Linked DNA regions of Homo sapiens: all the other regions are linked to region 1. Evidence: chromatin loops called from intact Hi-C (ENCODE). Cell type or tissue: CD4-positive, alpha-beta T cell. All regions are shown on one strand. Links, peaks and the distances in the headings refer to the core of each region. The heading gives the core; the rest is flanking DNA. Region 1 holds the start of SLC6A8 (solute carrier family 6 member 8). Region 2 overlaps PLXNB3-AS1 (PLXNB3 antisense RNA 1). Region 3 overlaps HCFC1 (host cell factor C1).

Region 1 (9,966 bases), core at 72-5,071:
AGGGGGTGGGTTGAGTGTGTTGAAGAGGGGCTACAGTAGCCCCTGAGCCATTGGAGCCCTATTCCCTGGGTGGCAGAGGGGCCCTAGGCCCCCAGGGCTTCCACCCCCACGGTCACTTGGGGCGATGGCCATGGAGGACACACACGCTCAGACACGCGGGCTGTCCCTAGTGCTGCAATTCCCTGTTTCAGGCAGCACAGTGAGGGCACGTGCATGTGTGCATGTGTGCCAAGGCTGGGTGATCAGGCCTGGGGGGCTCATCCAAAGGCAGGGAGCGCGACTGTCCTGCCCTTGGACGCTTGCCTGCAAGTGTGAGGTCTAAGGCAGAGGGTGGGTGGGTCACAGTCCCCTGCTGGTGGGATGGCGATGTGCAAGGACAGAGGGATACAGGTGCGGAAGAGGGGCCAGGCCGGCCTTAGCAAGGCCAGGGAGTCAGGCTCTGCAGGAGATAGGCAGGGCGTGACACAGGCCTATCTCCTGAGGCCAGCAGGCTGGGGTGGGGGTGGCAGAAGGGCAGGGAGAGCTGGGTGCCACTACCCCCTTCTCCTCTCTGGGCCTCCTACCCTTGCCCTGGCTGGGCTCGCTCCACTACTCAGAGGCTGAGCTTGGCTGCAACTTGCCTGACTCCAGGTCCCAGCATCCTTCTCCTGACCTTGGGCAAAGGCCTTTGCTCTGGACCTCTGTTTCCCACCCATCACCGGGTCACTTCGGCTTCCAGCAACCCCAGTGCTGTTTTGTAGTCACAGGACACACGCGTGCCCATCGCTGTTGCTAAGCTGGGCCCGGGCGGGCGGGCGGGCGGGCGGGCATGGGACGTGCATGCAGTGTGTCCAGTGGCGGCGCCAGGCGGGCCAGGCCGCAGGCTTCCCAAGCCTGGCTCGGGCACCCAGTGTTCCAGGCCCGGGCCAGAGGGGAGGGGCGGGAGGGCCGCGAGGGGAGGGGAGGGCAGGGGGAGGGACAGAGTGGCCCATTGTGTGTGTGTGTGTTCGTGTGTGTGCACACGTGGGGGGCCCACACAATGTGCCGCTTGTGTGCCCGACCCGTGGGGGCAGCCAGGGCTCCTTACCTCGCGGAGACCCCAAGGCGCAGGCCTGCTTTCCCACCTCGGCGGCCAATCGCTCCTCCCAGCCCGGGAGTCTGGGGGGCAGCCTCGCGGGCATCGCCGGCCCCCTCCCCCCACCATGCCAGGCACATGACTGCGAGGGGGGTGGAGGCGCCCGGCCCGGCCACCGAGCGGCAGCGGCGGACGAGGGGCGGCCCCGACCCCCGCGTGCCCGGGGGCCACCCGTTGCCCGGACTTCACCCCTCCGCGGCGGCTCCGGGGGTCGGGCGGGGGCCGGCGGCCTGCTGGGGGAGGAGGCCGCGGCGGGCGGGGGAACTCACCTCCGCCGTTCTTGTAGCACAGGTAGGGGAAGCGCCACACGTTGCCCAAGCCCACGGCGAAGCCCACGCACGACATGATGAAGTCCATCTGGCGCGTCCAGGTCTCGCGCGGCGGCACGGCCAGGCGGCCGCCGGGTGTCCCCAGGCCCACGGGGCCGTCGCCCTTGGCCGGGGCCCCGTCGGGCCCGGGCGCGATGAGGGGGCCCTTCTTCTCGTCGCCGGACACGCTATAGATGCCGTTCTCGGCGCTCTTCTTCGCCATGGCCTCGGCGGGCCGCACGGCCGGGCCGGGGTCGCGGCGCCTCACGGGGGGCGGCGGTCAGGCGGGGGGCACCGGCGGCACCGGGGAGGGCCCCGAGGGCGCGGGCCGGCCGGGGGCCGGGGGGCGGCCGGGCCGGGGGACGGGGCGGCGGGCGGGCGGCGGGGTGCGGGGCGCGGGCGGCGCAGTCAGAAGCAGTCCACGAAGCACTTGAAAGTGAGCCTGAAGAATCTCATGTGTGTCGGGGGCCCGGGGGCGCGCGGGCGGCGGCGGGGCCCGGCCGGGCGGCGGCGGCGGCGGCGGCGGCTCCCGAGGCTCCTGCCCGCGGCTCGGGCGGCGGCGGCTGCGGCGGCTCCTCGCCCGACCCGAGGCTCAGCCTAGCGGGGCGCGGGCGACATCGGCGCCCGCGGTCTGCAAGCGGCGGCCGGAGCAGGGGCCTGTGGCCCGCGCCCCCCGCCCCGGCCGGGGCCCGCGGAGGCTGCCCGGCTGGCCCGCGACTCCGGTGGCGGTGGTGGCGGCGGCGGCGGTGGCGGCGGCGGCGGCGGCTCGGGCGCGCCTCGCCCTCTCCTTCCCGGCGGCGGCGGCTGCAGCCGCTCTCGGGGCCGCGGCGGGCTCAGCGACTCGCCACCTCGCTCCGACTATCCCTCTCTTCCCCGTCCCCGGCCGGCCGCCGCTTAAAAACCGACTCCGGGGTGATGTCACTATCGCCCCACCCCCACGGCCGGCCGGCCCCCCTCCCCCTCCCCCTCCCGCATCCCTCCCTCCCGCCCTCCTCGTCACACTCCGCCCACCTCCTCCCTGCCCTCCTCCCGGGGAGGAGACGCCGCTCCAGCGGGAGGCAGGATGGTTGCTACCTGGGGCGGCCGCCAGCTCCTCCCGCAGGGCTCCGGGCCGCCCCTCGCCCCAGGGTCGCCGGCTCCTAGTGCAGCCCAGGCTTCCCGGCCGGCCCCTCCCAGCCCTGGGAAGACGTCCCCCGGGCCCCCTCAGCCCTCCGCCTCCCCTTCTCTCCCTTTCTCCCCGCTCCTGGCAGGCTGCAGCCGTCTCCTCCCGGTGCTCCCTCCTTCCTTGAGCTCTCTCCACCGCTGCCCACTGGGGGCTACAGCTTCCCGGCTACCCTGGAAGCTGGAGGCCGGGACCAGCTCTTCAGGTGACAGGCCTCTGTGTCTCCACAGTGGGCAGAGGGGAGCCTGCCTGGCTGATGAGCAAGCCTCGACTTTGTCATCAAGGCAGAGAAGGGGCCCGGGTAAATGACCCCGGCGGCCCCCACCCCTGCCTGGCGTGAGAGTGGGTAGGGGCTTCGGACTTGAGGGGACTGGAGCGGGAACAAGGCAAGGCTGCCCCCTGGTGCCTGGCAGGTGCACAGACCCTTCCCCAAAGGCCTCAGGCCTGAGGTCCTGGCTGCCCGCCCCCCACCCACCCCGTGTTCCTCTCCCCAGGACCCCCCAGGCCTCCCTAGCAAGAGCCAGCTTGTTGGGCTGCCTCTCCGCCGCCAGCTGAGCAGCTTGTTTAGAATTTTCTAGGGCTAAGAGTAGCCTGGGGGTGGGGTGGGGAAGGAAGTGGTCATTGTCCTGGCCTGGGAGGTAAAGTGTGCCCCCCTCAGCTTCAAGCTCCCTGATCTGATCGTGGACACTGCAGTCCCCAGATGGCTCATCCCGTTAAGCTAAGCCCGCGGCCATCCGTCCAGCTTTAGGAAGAAAAGCAGTTCCGGCCCAAGCCAGATTGAGCTTGCTGGGTGAGGGAGGGACAGTGTCCCCACCCAGGCTTGGAGGAGGAGCCTCAAGGGGTGTGTGTGGTTGGGGGAGACAGGCGGTGTCACCTGTGCTTAGACCAGGGGTGGTGGGTGGGTACCCCTGAGGTGGCAAGGTCACACTGCTCATCAGAAGTTTCTCACTAGGGTCTTCTCTGGCCCAGCCTTTGACTGAAGCTGGTCTGGAGACAGGGGCATTAGAGAAGTGACTCATAGATGGCCTAAAGAAGCGGGGCCACTCAAGGACCCAGGACAGAGGGAAGAGGGCCAACCCAGCTGGACCACAGGCAAACCCCATTGCCTTTGAGAGAAAGAAGAGGACCCGGTGAAGTAGGCTCGGAGGGCCTCAGCCCAGCAGGAGTGCGGGGTGGGCGCGTGATGTCATCGAAGGGAGGACGGTGACCTGGGGGAGGGCCGCTTTGAGGGAGAGTGCAGGCCACGGCCAGACAGCTCTGGGAGCCGCGGGCAGGGGAGACTTTCAGATGTTGCTTGTCAAAGGGGTGGGGGTGGAAGGGAGAGAAAGCAGAGGCTCGAGAAGGATGTAGGAGAGCTGATGGCACTTTGGGGAAGTGACCACTGCTGCGGTTACTCCTCCGGTGGGTTCCGAGGCCAGGGACAGGATCATGAGGGAGTCGCCACCCCTGACTGCTGCTGCCTTTGTGAGATCAGAGGAGGCCGAGGCAGAGGGCGAGGTGGCCAGGCTGGAGGGTACTGGAGACAGAAGTGAAGGGTGGGGGGCTGTCCAGAATGGCTGCCACTGCTCCATGGACCCTCGGAGTGGGAGCCCCCACATCTGAGGGGAGGTCCAGTGGGCCCCCATACCTGACTCCCACGACCTCCTGGAACTGGGCTCTTCTCCAGGCAGCCACCCCTTCCCACACCCACCTTCTTCCCCGCCCTTTGCCAGCCCAGCCTGGGGTGCACCCACTACCAGCCCCTGGGCCAGGCCCTGCCTCCCGCCCCCAGCTGGTCTGGACCCCATAGTGACTGTGAACTCCTCCTCACGGCCTGGGCCAGACCCCAAACTGCATTCTCTGAGCAGCCAGAGGGACCCTCCTGAAGCACAAATCTGACCAGCCCCTCCTTTATCTCATCCCTTCTTTGGGCTTTTCTGTGCCCTGGAGGTAGAACTAAATTTTTCTCCAAGACTACGAGATGGAGTGTGATGGGGCTGTGCCCTCCCAGCCTCGGGGCGTTCCCCCTGAGTTTTCCCTCCACGCGGGGCCCACAGCCTGGGCTTCCCTTTCTCTGCTGACCTCCAGGACTCTGTCCCAGGAGGCTCCTGAGGGAGGTTCAGGAACCCTCCCCACGTCGGCCACCCTGGGAGCCGCCCCTGCCCAGCCAGGGCGAGCTGGGCCTCTTTGAGCAGTGCATGAAGTTCAGGCTGGTAAGGCTGGAGTTCCCGGCGGGGAGCTCCGGCCGGAGCTCTGGTCTCTGTCACAGGCTCTGACCCGGGCGGCCAGTGACAGGGTCTTCTGAGGCTGCTCCCACGAGCTGCTGAGCAGTTGGGGGAACAAAGGCAAAGCGATTTCCATCCCTGGCTGGGTCCTCTCCCACGTCCGAAGGCTTCAAAGCGTTCTCGGGCTTTGTCAAGGCGCGTCAGGCTCGGCCCGGGGGCAGCAGCTGCTGGGGAGGGGCAGGGTGGGCTCTCCAGGCCCCCAGCTGAGGGCCGGGTAGCTGTCCCCCGCCAGCCCTTTCCAAGCCTCCGCCTGTCTTGCCAGGCCCTTGTGTTCTACTCACTGAAGGGGGGTTCCGAGCATGTGCAGGAGGGGGTGGGGGTGCCCTGCGACCTGTGCCCAGCCCAGAGCTCCTATGGTGGCTTCTGGGTGAGAAGCAAACTGTTCTCTGGGGCAGAGGCGACCGGGGAGGGGCGGGGGGAGAGCTGCACCCTCCCCTTACCGTGTCCCAGGGAGTGGGCAGCCTTTCAGGCCCCAGCTGGGGCTGGGGGGTTGGAGTAGGAGCTGAGGAGGAGGGAGAGGGGAGGAGAAGGGGAGCTGGGGGGAGGGCAGGGGAGGGGGGCTAGCCGGAATGCTCCTGTTTGTTGGGGGAGGCCTGAGAATTGGAGCCAGCGCCCACTCAAGCCTAGGGCAGCTGCGGACCGGGGAGGGGCTGGGTGAGGGGCCACCGGGCCCTGGGGTGACTGGTTATCCTGGGAGGATGGGCAGCTGGAGACAGGATGGGGGCGCCTCCTCTTCTGAAGGCGAGCCGGGCACAATGAGCTTTGGAATTAGAATAAGCTGGGAACAAAGGGGGAGCCAGAGTCCACCTGGAAGGGCTTTGTACTTCCAGCTCCTGGGGAGGGGGCCGACGTGCGGCTGCAGCCAAGCGGAGAACAGAAAGAATGGGGCTGGGGGCGAGGGCCTGCAGCAGGGCAGGGATGGGGGGCAGCAGAACCCCCCACCCGCGCCCTTCCCACCAGCTGTGCTCGTTTACACAGACCCGCAGAAAGGAGGCTTTGCTTTGTTTTTTACATTTTATGTAAACTTTTATTAGGCTGGTTTTATTTGTTTTATAGATTGAGAGGGTACAAGCGCGGTTCTGTTACATGCATATATTCCGTGCAGACCCATCACCCTAAAGCTGCCTTGCAAAAACTGTAACAGTAACAAAATTCTGCCAGTGAGAGAGCTGATCTAACCAACCCTGTCTGCATTTACCCTCCAAACTGTTTTTGGTCTTTCCTGGGCATGGGCCAAGCTAACTTTGGGAGAAATTTCGTTTATAGTTTAAATGATAACAGACCTTCCCAAGATGAAACCGCCTTTGTAAAAGTAATGAAAGGCCATCAGGTGAGGAGGATGAGAGGGGCCTGAATTCTGCTAACATGGAAGCATTCATGATGACCAGCCATTGTTCAGAGCTCAAGAGATTTGTAACTTCTCCAATTACTCCTGTAGATAATGTCACTATTGTAGAACCTAAGGTTGGCTTTTTGAGACGTCTTTGCAGGTTTTTGCATTTCTCACTACCAGATGGCTCCACCCGGACCACATAGACCTATGACTCAAGGTCCTGTGGCCCTACCTAAAAGCAGACTCAGCTCAGCACACAAGAATCATCCCCCACCCAACCAGTCAGCAGCACCCATTCCCTAGCCCCCTGTCCGCCAAACTATCTTTAAAAAATCCTAGCTTTCGGGCTGGGTGCGGTGGCTCACACCTGTAATCCTAGCACTTTGGGAGGCCCAGGCGGGTGGGTCACTTGAGGTCAGGAGTTCAAGAGCAGCCTGGCCAACATGGTGAAACCCCTGTCTCTACTAAAAATACAAAAGTTAGCCGGAAATCGCTTGAACCCGGGAGGTGGAGGTTGCAGTGAGCCAAGATTGTGCCACTGCACTCCAGCCTGGGCAACAGAGTGAGACTCTGTCTCAAAAAAAAAACCTAGCCTTCAGGGCTGGGCACGGTGGCTCATGCCTGTAATCTCAACACTTTGGGAGGCCAACATGGGTGGATCACGAGGTCAGGAGATCAAGACCATCCAGGCTAACATGGTGAAGCCCCGTCTCTACTAAAAATACAAAAAATTAACCAGGTGTGGTGGCACGGGCCTGTAATCCCAGCTACTCAGGAGGCTGAGGCAGGAGAATCGCTTGAACCTGGGAGGCGGAGCTTGCAGTGAGCCTAGCTCATGCCACTGCACTCCAGCCTGGGCGACAGAGCGAGACTCCATCTCAAAAAAATAAAAAATAAATAAATAAATCCCAGCCTTCAAATTTTCAGGGCAGCTGATTTGAGTAATAATAAAACTCCAGTCTCCTCTACGTGTATTCAACTCTTTCTCGGCTGGGCCTGGTGACTCACACCTGTAATCCCAGCACTTTGGGAGGACCAGGTGGGCAGATTGTCTCACACGTCCATGTGAAGAGACTACCAAACAGGCTCTGTGTGAGCAACAAGGCTGTTTATTTTACCTGGGTGCAGGCAGGCTGAGTCCGAAAAGAGAGTCAGCAAAGGGTGATGGGATTATCATTAGTTCTTATAGGTTTTGGGATAGGCGCTGGAGTTAGGAGCAATGTTTTGTGGGCAGGAGGTGGATCTCACAAAGTACATTCTCAAGGGTGGGGAGAATTACAAATTACAAAGAACCTTCTCAAGGGTGAGGGAGATTACAAAGAACTTTCTTAAGGGTGGGGGAGATTACAAAGTACATCAGTTAGGGTGGGGCAGAAACAAATCACAATGGTGGAATGTCATCAGTTAAGGCTATTTTCACTTCTTTTGTGGATCTTCAGTTGCTTCAGGCCATCTGGATGTATATGTGCAGGTCACAGGGGATATGATGGCTTAGCTTGGGCTCAGAGGCCTGACACAGATCACTTGATCCCAGGGGTTCGAGACCAGCCTGGGCAACATAGCGAAACCTTGTCTCTACAAAAAATTTAAAAATTAGCTGGGGCGGTGACACGCACCTGTGCTCCCAGCTATGGGGAGGCTGAGGCAAGAGGATCACTTGAGCTCAAGAGGTCAAGGGTGCCGTGAGCCGTGATTGTACCACTGCACTCCAGCCTGAGAGACAGTGCGACACCCTGCCTCAAAACAAAACAGGCCGGTGCGGTGGCCCACACCTGTAATCCCAGCACTTTGTGAGGCCGAGGCAGGCAGATCACCTGAGGTCAGGAGTTAGAGACCAGCCTGGCCAACATGGTGAAACCCTGTCCCTACTAAAAATACAAAAATTAGCCAGACACGGTGGTGCGTGCCTGTAGTCCCAGTTACTCGGGAGGCTGGGGCTGGAGAATTGTTTGAACCCAGGAGGCGGAGGTTGCAGTGAGCTGAGATCGCGCCACTGCACTCCAGCCTGGGTGACAGAGCAAGACTCTGTCTCAAACAAACAAAACAAAACTTTATTGTAATTCCCCTGTCTTGATAAATTGGCTCTATCTATCTGGGCAGTGAGCAAAATGAACCCATTAGGTGGTTACAACCTGAATAGTGAACGTTGTACCCAATAGGTAATTTTTCAACCCTCACCTTCTAGACTAGTTTTAGATGTACAGAAAAACTGTAAAGAGGGTACCAAGAATTCCCATACAGCCCACCCCCATCTCCCGCCTTATTAGCCTCTTATGTTAGGACAGCTCATTTATTGCAATTAATGAATCAACATCAGTTATTGCAAACAATGAATCAACACTGTTAGTATCTAAAGCCCATAGTTTATTCAGGTTTTCTTGGCTTTTCCCTAATGTCCTTTTTCTGTCAGGATCACATGTTGCATTTAGTCATCCTGTCTCCTGAGGCTCCTCTTGGCTGTGACAGTTTCTCAGACTCCTTGTTCTTGGTGGCCCTAACAGCTTCGAGGAGGACTGGGCAGTGTGTTGTAAAACAACCTCTGTTGGGAAACTTTTGCTGTTTCCCATGATCAGGTGGGCCTCAGGGGTGATCAGGAGGAAGACCACGGGGGTGAAGCGCCTCATCGGGGGCCATGTAGACCTGGAACGACCGGCTGGGGTCCTGTTTGTCGGGTCTCTCCACTGGGAAGTGACTGTTCCCCCTTTCCATACCGTGCTCTTGGGAAGGAAGCCGCTCCGTGAGGCCCAGTTAGGGAGCGGGGCCACCTCCTGGAGGGGCAGTATCTACACAAGTAATGTTTTGTTCTGTGCAGGAGTGTTGTCTGTTCTCCCACATTTATTTATGTAATCATTTATTTATAACGGTATGGACTCATAGATGTGTACCTTATATTTGGTTTTAATCTAACACAACTCTTTATTTTCTTGCTCAAATTTTCCATCTTGGACCATTGGACTCTCTTTCGGTTGGCTCCTGTGTCCTTTGTCCTTTTTTTTTTTTTTTTTTTTTTGAGACAGGTTCTCACTCTGTTGCCCAGGCGGGCGGACAGTTGTGTGATCTCCGCTCACTGCAACCTCCGCCTCCTGGGCTAAAGCAATTCTCCCACTTCAGCCCCCCAAGTAGCTGGGACTACAGGCACCCACCACCACGCCCGGCTAATTTTTGTATTTTTTGGTAGAGACAGTTTCACCATGTTGGCCAGGCTGATCTCGAACTCTTGACCTCAGATGATCCACCCTCCTCGGCCTCCCAAAGTGCTGGGATTACAGGCATGAGCCACCGCGCCCAGCCCTGAAGGCTAGGTTTTTTTTTGAGACAGAGTCTCACTCTGTTGCCCAGGCTGGAGTGCAGTGGCACAATCTTGGCTCACTGCAACCTCCACCTCCCGGGTTCAAGTGATTCTCCTGCCTCAGCCTCCCAAGTAGCTGGGACTACAGCTCTTTATCTGTCATATGTGAGCCCGTTCTTGCATTGCTATAAAAAAAAAATCTGAGGCTGGGTAATTTATAAAGAAAAGTGGCTTATTTTGGCTCATGGTTCTGGAGACTATACAGGAAGTGTGGTGCCAGCATCTGCTTCTAGTGACACCCTCAGGAAGCTTCCATTCATGGTGGAAGGTGAAGAGGGAGCCGGCATATCCATGGCAAGAATGGGAGCAAGAGAGTGAGGGTGGAGGAGGTGCTAGACTCTTTCAAACAACCAGATCTCGTATGGACTCAGAGCAAGAACTCACTCATTATTGTGAGGACGGCACCACGCCATTCATGAGGGATCCACCGCCATGA
Region 2 (9,966 bases), core at 2,033-7,032, 67 kb before region 1:
CTGGTCTCAAGCAATTCTCCTGCCTCAGCCTCCTGGGTAGCTGGGACTATAGGCATTCACCACCATGCCCAGCTAATTTTTAATTTAATTTTTTTTTTTGAGACAGATCTCACTTTGTCACCCAGGCTGGAGTACAGTGGCGTGATCTCAGCTCACTGCAACCTCTGCCTCCCGGGTTCAAGCAATTTTTGTGCTTCAGCCTCAAATTTTTAATGTTTTTGGTAGAGATGGGATCTTGTTACTTTGCCCAGGCTGGTCTCCCATTCCCAGACTCAATCAATCCTCCTACCTTGGCTTCCCAAAGCACTGGGATTACAGGTGTGAGCCACCATGCCCAGCCTCCAACTTTATTCTTTTGCATGTGGATATCAAGTTTCCCCTATACCATTTGTTGAAAAGACTGCCCTTTTCCCAATTTGTAGCCTTGATACCCTTGTCAAAAATCATCTGACCATATACTTGAGAGTTTCTTTCTGGGCTCTGGATTATATTCTGTCTCTGTCTTTATGCCAGGACCACACTGTAATATGTTTTATTTTGTAAATCAGGAAGTGTGAGTCCTCGAACTTTGTTCTCCTTTTTCAGAATTGTTTTGGTTATTTGGAGCCCCTTGAGATTCTATCTGAATTTAGGATGAATCATTCTATTTTGAGTCAATTTTTGATAAACAATATTTTTCTAGGAACATGCTTTTTTTTTTTTTTTTTTAGACAGAATCTAGCTCTGTCGCCCGGGCTGGAGTGCAGTGGCATGATCTTGGCTCACTGCAACCTTTGCCTCCTGGGTTCAAGCAATCCTCCTGCCTCAGCCTCTCGAGTAGCTGGGATTACAGGTGCCCGCTACCACGCCCAGCTGATTTTTGTATTTTTAGCAGAGACGGAGTTTCACTGTGTTGGCCAGGCTGGTCTTGAACTCCTGACCTCAGGTGATCCACCTGCGTCGGTCTCCCAAAGTGCTGGGATTACAAGCGTGAGCCACCGCGCCTGGCTGGAACATGCCCATTTTGTTTAAGTTTTCAAGTTTATTAGCATAAAGTGTTTTGGTTTTATTTTATCATTGATTTATTATTAATAAATGTCTTGGGTCAAAACCAGATGACGTTGCTTAATGTTCATTTATTGTTAACCTACAAAAATTGCAGTTTCATCTTGTTCAATCTAATACACACGGAAGAGCATATGCTGCTTAGATGAATCATCCCCACTGACAGCCATCATGGACCCTTCTTTTTCCCTTCGCAGTTAGTCCTAGCCTTTCCTTGGTTTTCTTTATACTTGTCCCAAATATGAATTAGCCTTAAACAATAAATTATTTACTTTTGCAACAAATTTTTTGGTTTTATTTTTTTAAATGTGTTAACTAGAATCACCATGCTGTACATCAGATCTCTGGAACGTCTCCATCCTGCATAACTGAAACTTGGTACCCTTTGACCAGCATTTTCCCATTTCCCCTACCCCAGTCCTGGCGGCCACTGTTCTGCTCTGTTTCCATGAGGCTGACATTTTTACTTTCCACGTGAGCAGCGTCATGCAGTATTTGCCTTTCTGTGCCCGGCTTACTTCACTTAATGTAATGTCCTCCAGGTTCCTCCATGTTGCAAATGGCAGGATTGCCTTCTTTTTAAAGGCTGAGTAGTGATCCATTGTGTATCTGTACCACATTTTCTTTATCCATTCATCTGTTGGTGGGCATTTCGTTTGATTCCATATCTTGGCGATTGTGAGTAGTGCTTCAATGGACATGCGAGTGTGGATATTGCCTCGACATACCGATTTCATTTCCTTTAGATACATACCCAGAAATGGGATTGCTGGATTGTATGGTCATTCTCACTTTAAATATTTTGAGGAACCACCATGCATACCATTTTCCATACTGTTCCAAAATGTTCCCTTTTCTCCACACCCTCGCCAAAGTTTGTTTTCTTTTGTCTTTTTGAAAACGATCATTCTAATTTGAGTGAGGTGGTGTCTCATTGTGGTTTTGAGTTGCATTTCCCTGATGATTGGTGATGTCGAGCATTTTTTTCTTTTTTTAAGATGGAGTTTTGTTCTTTCGCCCAGGCTGGAGTGAAGTGGCGCGATCTTGGCTTACTGCAACCTCTGCCCCCCGGATTCAAGTGATTCTCCTGCCTCAGCCTCTGGAGTAGCTGGGATTACAGGCGTATGCCACCACACCTGGCTAAGTTTTGTATTTTTAGTAGAGACAGGGTTTCACCATGTTGGCCAGGCAGGTCCTGAACTCTTGACCTCAGGTGATCCACTCACCTCGGCTTCCCAAAGTGCTAGGATTACAGGCGTGAGCACTGCACCCGGCTGATGTTGAGCATTTTTTTTTAATAGACCTATTGGCCGTTTGTATGTCTTCTTTTGAGAAATGCCTGTTCAGGTCCTTGCCCATTTAAATTGGGTTATTTATTTTTTCAATTTTCAATTTTTAATTTTTAGGAGTACATAGTAGGTGTAACTGGGTTATTTTAACTGGGTTAGAAAATACATTTGCTTGCTATTGAGTTGTATGAGTTCCTTGTGTGTTCTGTGTATTAACCTTGTATCAGATGGATGGTTTACAACTATGTTCTTCCATTCCATAGGCTGTCTCCTTCACTCTGTTGATTGCTTCCTCTGCTGTGCAGAAGCTTTTTAGTTTGATGCAAACTCATTTGTCTGTTTTTGTTTTGTTGCCTGTGCTTTTGGTGTCATATTGAAAAACTTATTGCCCAGACCAGTGCCAAGCAGCTTTTCACGTAAGTTTCTTCTAGTAGTTTTCTAATTTCAGGTCTCACATTTGAATCTTCAGTCCGTTTTGAGTTGATCTTTGTGCATTGTGTGAGATAAGGGTCTAATTTCATTCTACTGCAAGTGAATATCCAATTTTCCCAACACCATTTATTGACAAGACTGTCTTTTGTCTATCATGTATTATTGGCACCTTTGTCGAAGATCAATCAACTGTAAATGCATAGATTTATTTCTGGGTTCACTATTCTGTTACGTTGGTGTATGTGTCTGTTTTTATGCCAGAACCATGCTGTTTTGGTTACTATAGCTTTGTAACATATTTTGAGATCAGATAGCATGAGTCTTCCAGTTTTGTTCTTTTTGTTCAAGATTGCTTTGGCTATTTGGGGTCTTTTGTGGTTTAACATACATTTTAGAATTGCTTTCTCTATTTCTGTGAAAAATCTCATGGGAATATTGATAGGGATTACATTGAATGTGTAGATCACTTTGGGTAGTATAGACATTTTAACAATATTAACTATCCCAATCCATGAACACAGGGTATCTTTCCATTTATTTGTGTTTTCTTCAGTTTCTTTCATCTGTGGTTTACAGTTTTCGGTGTATAGGTCTTTCACCTCCTTGGTTAAACTTATTCCTAAGTATTTTATTTTTTATAGCTATTATAAATGAGATTGTTGGCTTGATTTCCTTTTTGGATAACAAAATAAATCTTCTTTGATGATTTCTTTTTTAGAAAGTGCATTGGCTGGGCGCAGTGGCTCACGCTTGTAATCCCAGCACTTTGGGAGGCCGAGGTGGGCGGATCACAAGGTCAGGAATCGAGACCACGGTGAAACCCTGTCTCTACTAAAAATACAAAAAATTAGCTGGGCATGGTGGCGGGCGCCTGTAGTCCCAGCTACTCGGAGAGGCTGAGACAGGAGAATGGCGTGAACCCGGGAGGCGGAGCTTGCAGTGAGCCGAGATAGTGCCACTGCACTCCAGCCTGGGCAACAGAGACTCTGTCTCAAAAAAAAAAAAAAAAAAAAGAAAGTGCATTGTTAGCATATAGCATATAGAAATGCTACTAGGTGAGGCATGATGGCTCACACCTGTAATTCCAGCACTTTGAGAGGCCAAGGCAGGAGGATCACTTGAGCCCAGAAATTCAAGACCAGCCCAGGCAACTAAACAAGACCCTGTCTCAATAATAGCAATAATATTAATACTAATTAGTCAGGCATGATGGTGCACATTTGTAGTCTCAGCTACTCAGGAAGCTGAGGTGGGAGAAGCCCAGGAGGTCAAGGCTGCAGTGAACTGTGATTGAGCCACTGTACTCCAGGTGGGGTGATAGAGCAAGATTCTGTCTCAAAAAAAAAAAAATAAAATAAAAAATAAAAGCTATTGTTTTGTATGCTGATTTTGTATCCTGTACCTTGACTGAATTCTAACAATTTTTCGGTGGAGTCTTTAGGGTTTTCTGCATACAGGATTGTGTGATCTGCAAACAGAGACAATTTAATCTCTCTCTCTCTCTTTTTTTTTTTTTTTTTTTTACGAAGTGTCACTCTGTTGTCCAGGCTGGAGTGCAGTAGTGTGATCTCGGCTCACTGCAACCTCAGCCTCTCAAGTTCAAGTGATTCTCCTGCCTCAGCCTCCCAAGTAGCTGGGATTACAGGCATGCACCACCACACCTGGCTAATTACTGTCTTTTTAGTAGAGATGGGGTTTCACCATGTTAGCCAGGCTGGTCTCGAACTCCTGACCTCAGGTGATCTGCCTACCTCGGCCTCCGAAAGTGCTGGGATTATATGTGTGAGCCACCGAGCCTGGCCTAATTTGGGTTTTTAAATGTTTTTTTTTTTCTTTTCTCATTGCTGTGGCTAGGCCTTCCAGGACTATGCTGAGTAGAAGTGGTGAGAGTGGGCATCCTTGTCTTGCTCCTGATCTTAAAGGAAGAGCTTTCAGCTTTTCACCATTCAGTATGATGTTAGCTGTGGGCTTGTCATATATGGCCTTTATGATGTTGAGGTATATTCCTTCTATACCTAATTTGTTGAGAGTTTCTTTTTAATTTTGTTTTTTTGGTAGAGACAGGGCCTATGTTGCCCAGGCTGGTCTTAAACTCCTGGGCCCAAGTGATCCTCCTGCCTTGGCCTCCCAAAGTGCTGGAACTACAGGCACGCACCAATGTACCTGGCTAATTTGTATTTGTTTGTTTGTTTGAGACAGGGTCTTGCTCTGTCACCCAGACTGGAGTGCAGTGGTATGATCCTGGCTCACAGTAGCCTCGAACTCCAGGGCTCAAGCCTCCAGAGTAGCTGGGACTACAGGCACACACCACCATGATTGGTTAATTTAAAAAAATTTTTTTTTGTAGAGGTGTCTTGCTATGTTGCCCAGGCTGGTCTGAACTCCTGGGCTCAAGAGATCCTCCTGCCTCGGCATCCCAAAGTGCTGGGATTACAGGCATGAGCCACTGCACCTGGCCAAGAGCTAATTTTTTTTTTTTTACATCATGAAAGAATGTTAAATTTTGTCAAATGCTTTTTCTGCATCAATTGAGAAATGATTTTATTCTCCATTCTGTTAACGTGGTGCATCACATTTATTGGTTTGCATATATTCAATCACCCTTGTATCCCAGGGATAAATTCTACTTGCTCATGGTGAATGAGCCTTTTAATGTGCTATTGAATTCGGTTTGCTAGTATTTTGTTGAAGATTTTTGCACCTGTGTTCATCAGGGATATTGGCCTGTAGCTTTTTTTCTTTTAGTGTTCTTGTCCAGCTTTGATATCAGGGAATTTTCTGACCTTATTAAATGAGTTTGGAAGCGTTCCCTCCTCTTTAGTTTTTTGGAAGAGTTTGAGAAGGATAGGTATTAGTTATTTAACTGTTTGGTAGAATTTACCAATGAAGCCATCAGGCCTGAGCTTTTCTTTGATGAGAGACTCTATTACTTGTCCAATCTCCTTACTCATTATTGGTCTGTTCAGATTTTCTATTTCTTCTTAAGTCAGTCTTGGTAGGTTGGATGTGCCTAGGAATGTATCCATTTTTTCTAGGATACCCAATTTGTTGGAGTATAATTATTCATAGTAGTTTCTTTTTTTTTTTTCTTTTTTTTTTTTTTTTGAGACGGAGTCTCACTCTGTTGCCCAGGCTGGAGTGCAGTGGCACGATCTCAGCTCACTGCAAGCTCTGCCTCCCGGGTTCATGCCATTCTCCTGCCTCAGCCTCCCGAGTAGCTGGGACTACAGGCGCCCGCCACCACGCCCGGCTAATTTTTTGTATTTTTAGCGGGGACGGGGTTTCACCGTGTTAGCCAGGCTGGTCTTGATCTCCTGACTTCATGATCCACCCGCCTCGGCCTCCCAAAGTGCTGGGATTACAGGCTTGAGCCACCGTGCCCGGCCTATTCATAGTAGTTTCTTACAATCCTTTGCATTTCTGTGGTATCAGTTGTAATGTCTCATTTCTGATTGATTTATTTGAGTCTTATCTCTTCTTAGTTGGTCTAGCTAGAGGTTTGTTGATTTTATCTTAAAAAAATCCCAACTCTTAGTTTCATTCATCTTTTCTGTTATTTTTCTAGTCTCTATTTCATGTATTTCTGCTTTGATCTTTGTTCTTTCCTTCTTTCTGCTGACTTTGGGCTTATTTTGTTCTTCCTTTTCTAGTTCCTTGGTGTGTAAAGTTAGGTTGTTTATTTGAGATCTTTCTTACTTCTTTTTTCTTTTTTTTTTTTTTCCAGTGACTCTCGTGCCTCAGCCTCCCAAGTAGCTGGGACTACAGGCATGTGCCACCACGCCCACTAATTTTTGTATTTTTAGTAGAGACGGGTTTTCGCCATGTTGCTCAGGCTGGTCTTGAACTTCTGGCCTCAAGTGACCCACCAACCTTGGCCTCCCAATGTGCTGGGATTATAGACGTGAGCCACCATGCCCAGCCTCTTTCTTATTTCTTAATGGAGGCATTTAAGGCTCTAAACTTCCCTCTCGGAATTGCTTTGCTGCACACTGCATTTTGTATGTTGTGTTTCCATGTTCATTTGTCTCAAGAGATTTTTTTTTTTGTTTCCCTTTTGATTTCTTCTTTGACCCATTGGTTGTTCAGGAGGGTGTTGTGTATTTCCACAAATCTGTGAGTTTTCCAGTTTGCTTTCTCTTAGTGATCTCTTGTTTGCGGTTGGGAAAGATGCTTAATGTGATTTGATCTTCTTGAATTTGTTAAGACTTGTTTTGTGGCCTGACATATGGTCTATCCTGGAGACTACCCCATGTGCAGCTGAGAAGAAAGCGAATTCTGCTGCTGGTGGATGGAATGTTCTGTGTATGTCTGCTAGGTCCATTTGCTCTAGAGCAGTGGTCCCCAATCTTTTTGGCACCAAGGACCAGTTTCGTGGAAGATAATTTTTCCATGGATGGAGGGTTGGGGGGTATGGTTTCAGGATGAAACTGTTCCACCTCAGATCATCAGGCACAACCTCGATCCCACACATTCGCAGTTCATGATAGGGTTCGTGCTCCTATGAGAATCTGATGCCGCTGCTGATCTGCCAGGAGATGGAGCTCAGGCGGGAATGCTCACTTGCCCACCAGTCACCTCCTGCTCTGCAGCCCGGTTCCTAACAGGCCACAGACTAGTACTGGTCAGTGGCCTGGGGTTGGGGACCCCTGGTCTAGAGTGTTGTTCAAATCCTGCAGCATTATTTTTTTTTAACTTCCCTATAAGTGGAATCATACTGGATATATTTTTCTATAACCTGCTGTTTTCACTCCACATGACATTTGTGACAGACATCCAAGTTGATGCACATAACCGTAGTTTATTCATTTATTTATTTTTTTAGACTTCTATGGTCTGACTCTGGGACATTTCTATTGCTGTATACTGTTTCATTGTATGACTCTAACATAGATCTTTTATCTGTTCTTCTGCTAATGGACACTTGGGTTGCTTCTGGCTTTTGCCTATTAAAAAACATTTAAACATTATTTTAAGCATTATAAACAATGATGCTGTGAGCGATTTTGTACATGCAATCTGGTGTCTAGGAGTGAAATTGTTAGCTTCTAAATGTGCACATCTTCAACTATACTGAATAATGCTCACTGTTTTCCAAAGTGGTTGTCCCAGTTTGCCTGCCCCGGGGAAGTGTGAGTTCCTGCTGCTCTGTAGTACTGCTAACACTTGGTATTGTCAGACTTTACATTTCTGCCAATCAGTGGATGCAAAAAGATACTTCACTGTGGGCCGGGTGCGGGGGCTCATGCCTGTAATCTCAGCACTTTGGGAGGCCAACGTGGGTGGGTCACCTGAGGTCAGGAGTTTGAGACCAGCCTGACCAACGTGATAAAACCCTGTCTCTACTAAAAATACAAAAATTAGCCAGGTGTGGTGGCGTGCACCTGTAATTCCAGCTACTTGGGAAGCTGAAGCAGGAGAATTGCTTGAACCTGGGGGGCAGAGGTTGCAGTGAGCTGAGATTGTGCCATTGCACTCTAGCCTGGGTGATAGAGTGAGACTCCGTCTCAAAAAAAAAAAAGGGTATTTTACTGTGGCTTAAATTTGCATCTCCACAGACCTTCTGTTCTATCTCTGGTCTTCTGTACAAAGTGGGGCAGAGATATGGGCATCTAGCATCTTCTTTGTTTTCTTCTTCTTTTTTTTTAATCTGCATAGCCAGTGCAAGGACAGCAGCTTCTTATAGAGACTTCCAATAAATCATCTTGTTCTGCACTCCCCAACACATACACACACATTGTTTCTGAGTTATCTGGTGCCTCCGATTCTTGTGCAAACCCAACTTTGCCACTGGCTGCCTCCCACTACTTTTTTTCCCCTAAGTGTTAAAACATTTATTCGAGATGGCAAAATTCCTACAAGTTTTCCTAGCATGTAATTGAGGAAAATAACACAATTTTTGTAATTATTAAATGTGAAGGGAAAATTCTTTTGGATGTATTTCTTTTCCTGAAATGCAGAGGTGGAGATGTCAGGTTGGTGAAAGGAGGCGGTATTTCAAATGGCTTCTTTTCCTGGTGCCTGGTAGCCTTTGACCCCACGACGTATCATGGTGCAACATCCTGCTCTTGTCAACTGGGGTCAGGTTTCTGGGAAAGGCAGGTTAGGTTAGAGCCCCTGTGCAAGCTGAGGCGGGACATTGGCTCCTTGGGACCATCCATGCTGAGCCCCTCCTGGACAGGCTTCATAATCCTCAGGGGAGCATGTGCCCCGGCATAAAGACTACTCTTCTAGAACGTCAAATCAGAGCACTGGCAAGGGAGATGCAGGGTCACATGGTGCCTTCTCCCTCCTTTCTGGCTGGAGACTTAGACCGTTCCAAACAGATGATGATTTACTGCATCACCGAGCATGGGCAGCATATGAGACCGAAAACACCCTCAATCACATCATTCTTGTATTCACCTAGTGGTCGCTGTGTACCTCCCACGTCAGGCACTGTACTACCAGACACTGAGGATCCAGTGGGGAGCGAGAGGGACTTTGGGGACTGAGTCAGTAGGACACGGGCTGGTGGGTTAGGGAAGGATGAGGGAGACAGAGGGTCAGATGATCCCCATGGTTCTGCCTGGGGAACCTGAAGGGAAGTCAGAAAGGAAGCCAGGTTGAAGAGGGATGGCAATGAGTTTTGTGTTTGGTCTGCAAGACAGAGATGCCGGGTTGGGGGGAGAACAGGTAGGAGGTGTGCATCACAGGCAAAGGCAATTGCTCTATGGGCCTGGGTTTTGATGGGAAGAGACGCTAAATCATAGTGCATGATTCTTTTTCAAAATTGTAATGCAAAGAGCCCTCATTGAATCTGCATTTGATAGCATGTACTGTGCAAGTTTCGGGGGTATCAGGAAGAAGAAACATGCTCCTTTGTCTCCTGAAGCTCACAGGCTAGTGGACATGGCAGACACGTAAGAGAAGGCAGAAGAGGTCAGCCCACAGAGAACAGCTTTGGGTTTGCCTCTGATGCTGGCCCTGGCCCAGATCAACCAAACCTAATGGAAACAGAGAGCTGAGAAAGCGGGAGAGTTGAGCTCACTGATGCTCGGATTTTACAGATGAATGTGGAGGCGGTTTCTCCCAGTGCTGACATCCAGGTGCTGCGGGTGCCACAGAGAAACATGGAGGGGCCTTCTGGAGACCACCGCGCCCAGCATCCTTCCCGCTTTTAGAACTGGAGCGAGACAACCATGTGTGCTATCACTGCTTCTTT
Region 3 (5,000 bases), core at 1-5,000, 270 kb before region 1:
AGATTATAACGAAGCAGGGCTGGCCTTCAATCCCCATGGCACAGCTGGGTGGCACAGCAGCTCCTCTCTCCCGAGCCTTCTATGCAAGCAGCTCCAGAGTGCCCCAGCCTGTGCAGGAGGAGCTGCTGGGAAGGAGACAGCAGCAGCCTTGGCCCAACTCTTGCCTCCTTTCCTTCAGGTGTCACGACCCTAGGCACAGTGACAGGCACCGTCTCCACCAGCCTTGCCGGGGCGGGGGGCCACAGCACTAGTGCTTCCCTGGCCACGCCCATCACCACCTTGGGCACCATTGCCACCCTCTCAAGCCAGGTGATCAACCCCACTGCCATCACTGTGTCGGCCGCACAGACCACGCTGACAGCGGCAGGCGGGCTCACAACCCCAACCATCACCATGCAGGTAGGGCAGGGCCTGAGGCCACGTGTGGGCGAGGGACCCCACACAAGTGGAAGCACGTGAGGCTCACGCCGTCCGTCCACAGGCCTTTCCTTCCTGGTGTTGCGCTGCTGCCGGGTGCAGCCATGGCAGGCCTTTCCTCACCTGGGGCATTTTCCCTGGTGTCACATGGTCCCTGTGTCATAGTCCGTGGTTTGGCTGTCATGGTTTGGCCATGCCTGGTGTTTGAACACCGGGTTCTTCCTCTCGCAGTGTTCTACAGGACGCCGCAGCTCGTCTGCATGTGTGTGCAGTGTTCTGTTCATACATATTAAGGAAAACGGTGAAACGTTTGTTGTTGGCCTTTGAGCATTGAGGGGGATTTCCATTCTCTGACAAAGGACTTGACTTCAGCCAGCCTCCTGCCTTCCCCTTGCCCTGTCCTCACAGCCTCTTCCTCATCCCAGTTGCCTTTGAGGCAAAGTGGTGCCTCTTCCCTGGCCTCTGAGCAAGTCAGTGTCTTGGGGGCAGGGGTGAGTGGGTCTTACGTCTGCCAGGGCCGTTGAGAAGTGGTCAGTGGTCCCAGCCTGTGTGGTGACAGTGCAGGACAGTGGGAGGGACAGGCAGACAGCCAGCTGCAGCACTAACTCTCCTCCTCGTGTGTCTCCCCAGCCCGTGTCCCAGCCCACCCAGGTAACTCTGATCACGGCACCTAGTGGGGTGGAGGCCCAGCCTGTGCATGACCTCCCTGTGTCCATTCTGGCCTCCCCGACTACAGAACAGCCCACCGCCACAGTTACCATCGCCGACTCAGGCCAGGGTGATGTGCAGCCTGGCACTGTCACCTTGGTGTGCTCCAACCCACCCTGTGAGACCCACGAGACTGGCACCACCAACACGGCCACCACTACTGTTGTGGCTAACCTTGGGGGACACCCCCAGCCCACCCAAGTGCAGTTCGTCTGTGACAGACAGGAGGCAGCTGCTTCTCTTGTGACCTCGACTGTGGGCCAGCAGAATGGTAGCGTGGTCCGAGTCTGTTCGAACCCGCCCTGCGAGACCCACGAGACGGGCACCACCAACACCGCCACCACCGCCACCTCCAACATGGCCGGGCAGCATGGCTGCTCAAACCCACCCTGCGAGACCCACGAGACGGGCACCACCAACACTGCCACTACAGCCATGTCGAGCGTCGGCGCCAACCACCAGCGAGATGCCCGTCGGGCCTGTGCAGCTGGCACCCCTGCCGTGATCCGGATCAGTGTGGCCACTGGGGCGCTGGAGGCAGCCCAGGGCTCTAAGTCCCAGTGCCAAACCCGCCAGACCAGCGCGACCAGCACCACCATGACTGTGATGGCCACCGGGGCCCCGTGCTCGGCCGGCCCACTCCTTGGGCCGAGCATGGCACGGGAGCCCGGGGGCCGCAGCCCTGCTTTTGTGCAGTTGGCCCCTCTGAGCAGCAAAGTCAGGCTGAGCAGCCCAAGCATTAAGGACCTTCCTGCGGGGCGCCACAGCCATGCGGTCAGCACCGCTGCCATGACCCGTTCCAGCGTGGGTGCTGGGGAGCCCCGCATGGCACCTGTGTGCGAGAGCCTCCAGGGTGGCTCGCCCAGCACCACAGTGACTGTGACAGCCCTGGAGGCACTGCTGTGCCCCTCGGCCACCGTGACCCAAGTCTGCTCCAACCCACCATGTGAGACCCACGAGACAGGCACCACCAACACCGCCACTACCTCGAATGCAGGCAGCGCCCAGAGGGTGTGCTCCAACCCGCCATGCGAGACCCACGAGACGGGCACCACCCACACGGCCACCACCGCTACTTCAAACGGGGGCACGGGCCAGCCCGAGGGTGGGCAGCAGCCCCCTGCTGGTCGCCCCTGTGAGACACACCAGACCACTTCCACTGGCACCACCATGTCGGTCAGCGTGGGTGCCCTGCTTCCCGACGCCACTTCTTCCCACAGGACCGTGGAGTCTGGCCTAGAGGTGGCGGCGGCACCCAGCGTCACCCCCCAGGCTGGCACCGCGCTGCTGGCTCCTTTCCCAACACAGAGGGTGTGCTCCAACCCCCCCTGTGAGACCCACGAGACGGGCACCACTCACACGGCCACCACTGTCACTTCCAACATGAGTTCAAACCAAGGTAAGTGAAGGTGGCCAGCCTGGCTTTCATGGTCTCCCAGCCCCCCAGGCTGAAAGGCCAAGACAACGATGGCGGGGGTCCGTCCAGAGTCCACCAGTCAGGCTCCTTGGCACCCAATTTACCAGTGGGGAGAGCTGGGGCGTCCTGGCTGTACCTGAAGCAGACAGAGGTCTCCAGGAGCCTGTCCTGCCTTATCTGGCCCTCCCCTTGGTGGTAGAGGAAGCCTGTGGTGGTCAAGCCAAGTACAGGCCGGGGGGGCTCCTGCTGAGCAGCCGCCTGCCTGTCGCCCCCACAGACCCCCCACCTGCTGCCAGCGATCAGGGAGAGGTGGAGAGCACCCAGGGCGACAGCGTGAACATCACCAGCTCCAGTGCCATCACGACAACCGTGTCCTCCACACTGACGCGGGCTGTGACCACCGTGACGCAGTCCACACCGGTCCCGGGCCCCTCTGTGCCGGTAAGAGCCCAGGGGGCCGTGTTCTTCCCCGCCTTCCCGGCCTACGCCCGTGCAGTTCCACACTCAGACGCCAGATGTCGCTCTTGTACCAGGCATGGGGCCGCTCCTGGTCCCTTTTCCGGACCATAAAAGGGCAGCCTCGGTGCCTGCTGCGGCAGGAGGCAGGAGCCTCACCGTCCCCCGCATCTCTGGGGCGCTTTTATTTCTGGGACTGGTTCTCATCGCGTGTCACTTCACCGCAGCCTGTATAAGACATGGCGGGGGTCTGAGTGCCCATTTGTCCAGGCCAGGGTGACTGAGGACGGGTTAAACCTGACCGGGGGTCTCAAGGGCCTTTCTCCTCATGCTGGTCAGAGAACCACTGTCCCCTCCCTATTTAACATGGGCTGGAGCTGGCCCATCAAGAATGAAAACTTAGGCCCACAAGGAAAGGTGAGGGCTGGCTTGCTTCTCAGCCCTGCTGCCTGGCTCTGGCCCCTCTCCTCCCCTCTGACAGGGGCTTCTCTCCCTTTCTAGAAGATCTCATCAATGACTGAGACTGCCCCAAGGGCTCTGACTACTGAAGTCCCCATCCCGGCCAAAATAACAGTGACCATAGCCAACACAGAAACTTCTGACATGCCCTTCTCTGCTGTTGACATCCTGCAGCCCCCAGAGGAACTCCAGGTGTCGCCAGGTCCTCGCCAGCAGCTGCCGCCACGGCAGCTTCTGCAGTCGGCTTCCACAGCCCTGATGGGGGAGTCCGCCGAGGTCCTGTCAGCCTCCCAGACCCCTGAGCTCCCGGCCGCCGTGGATCTGAGCAGCACAGGGGAGCCATCTTCGGGCCAGGAGTCTGCCGGCTCTGCGGTGGTGGCCACTGTGGTGGTCCAGCCACCCCCACCCACACAGTCCGAAGTAGACCAGTTATCACTTCCCCAAGAGCTAATGGCCGAGGCCCAAGCTGGCACCACCACCCTCATGGTAACGGGGCTCACCCCCGAGGAGCTGGCAGTGACGGCTGCTGCAGAAGCAGCTGCCCAGGCCGCAGCCACGGAGGAAGCCCAGGCCCTGGCCATCCAGGCGGTGCTCCAGGCCGCGCAGCAGGCCGTCATGGGTGAGTGCCGGTGCAACCCTGGGGAAGCCGGGCCGCTCGGGGGAGCAATAGGCCGCGGAGACAGCCTGGGAAGAGGAGCCCATTTCCCTCGAGGGTGGCATGAGCCAGATGTGATGGGGAGGACGAGCACAGGGGACCCCAGGCAGGCCAAGTAGTAGAGACTGCCGTGTAGAACAGGCTGGCTGGGGTTAGCGCCTGGGAAACAGGCAGGGCCCCTCGGCCAGGGCTTAGCCTACAGTGGAGCACGGTAGGAGGTGGACGGGGTCTCTAGGACAGGCTTTGGGGGCCTCCGCCCGGGCTGCCCGCTTCTGGCCAGCCTTCCTAGTAAGTAGTGTTTCTCTCGACCCTGGAGCAGGCACCGGCGAGCCCATGGACACCTCCGAGGCAGCAGCAACCGTGACTCAGGCGGAGCTGGGGCACCTGTCGGCCGAGGGTCAGGAGGGCCAGGCCACCACCATACCCATTGTGCTGACACAGCAGGAGCTGGCTGCCCTGGTGCAGCAGCAGCAGCTGCAGGAGGCCCAGGCCCAGCAGCAGCATCACCACCTCCCCACTGAGGCCCTGGCCCCTGCCGACAGTCTCAACGACCCAGCCATTGAGAGCAATTGCCTCAATGAGCTGGCCGGCACGGTCCCCAGCACTGTGGCGCTGCTGCCCTCAACGGCCACTGAGAGTAAGCGACTGAGGGCGAATTGGTGCTGGGGTGGTGGGGGCACCCAGGGAGGTGAGGGCAGGACGGGAGGCTCGGTCTCACTTGGGAGCCAGGTTTCCCGAGTCTTTCCCGCTGACACCTTCTTTCTTCCTAGGCCTGGCTCCATCCAACACATTTGTGGCCCCCCAGCCGGTTGTGGTGGCCAGCCCAGCCAAGCTGCAGGCTGCAGCTACCCTGACCGAAGTGGCCAATGGCATCGAGTCCCTGGGTGT

Evidence for each region. A loop is a pair of places that touch in the nucleus more often than their neighbours do. Peaks named below come from ENCODE experiments on the same cell type or tissue, not always from the same donor. Only the 100,000 strongest peaks of a DNase experiment are listed, where the experiment ranks them.
Region 2: it touches region 1 in a loop (2.2-fold over the local background); 3 of 110 quality-filtered maps call a loop at or near these places.
Region 3: a loop joins it to region 1, with 5 times the contacts of the local background. A loop is called at or near these places in 2 of 110 quality-filtered maps.

Annotation. Positions count from the first base shown.
Region 1 is chrX:153,680,254-153,690,219 of GRCh38, reverse strand. SLC6A8 (solute carrier family 6 member 8) reads right to left here and starts at 2,294. Exons shown (of 13, transcript NM_005629.4): 1 at 1,384-2,294. The coding sequence starts at 1,645. It also overlaps a transcript of PNCK not described here. In CD4-positive, alpha-beta T cell, for the core only: a CTCF peak has its summit at 2,734; DNase peaks (open chromatin) are centred at 2,379 and 2,979; H3K4me3 peaks cover 426 bases; H3K27me3 peaks cover 281 bases.
Region 2 is chrX:153,749,429-153,759,394 of GRCh38, reverse strand. The region is part of intron 2 of PLXNB3-AS1 (PLXNB3 antisense RNA 1); the gene reads left to right. Among named protein-coding and RNA genes, the nearest start is that of PLXNB3, 9.8 kb to the left of the region's middle. In CD4-positive, alpha-beta T cell, for the core only: no CTCF peak of the experiment used is centred there; no DNase peak of the experiment used is centred there.
Region 3 is chrX:153,951,590-153,956,589 of GRCh38, reverse strand. It overlaps HCFC1 (host cell factor C1), which reads left to right. Exons shown (of 26, transcript NM_005334.3): 16 at 179-399; 17 at 1,048-2,524; 18 at 2,820-2,983; 19 at 3,632-4,076; 20 at 4,432-4,749; 21 at 4,883-5,000. Among named protein-coding and RNA genes, the nearest start is that of RENBP, 9.4 kb to the right of the region's middle. RefSeq lists an enhancer at 2,898-3,137. In CD4-positive, alpha-beta T cell, for the core only: CTCF peaks have their summits at 2,841 and 3,043 (motif pointing right); DNase peaks (open chromatin) are centred at 613 and 3,059.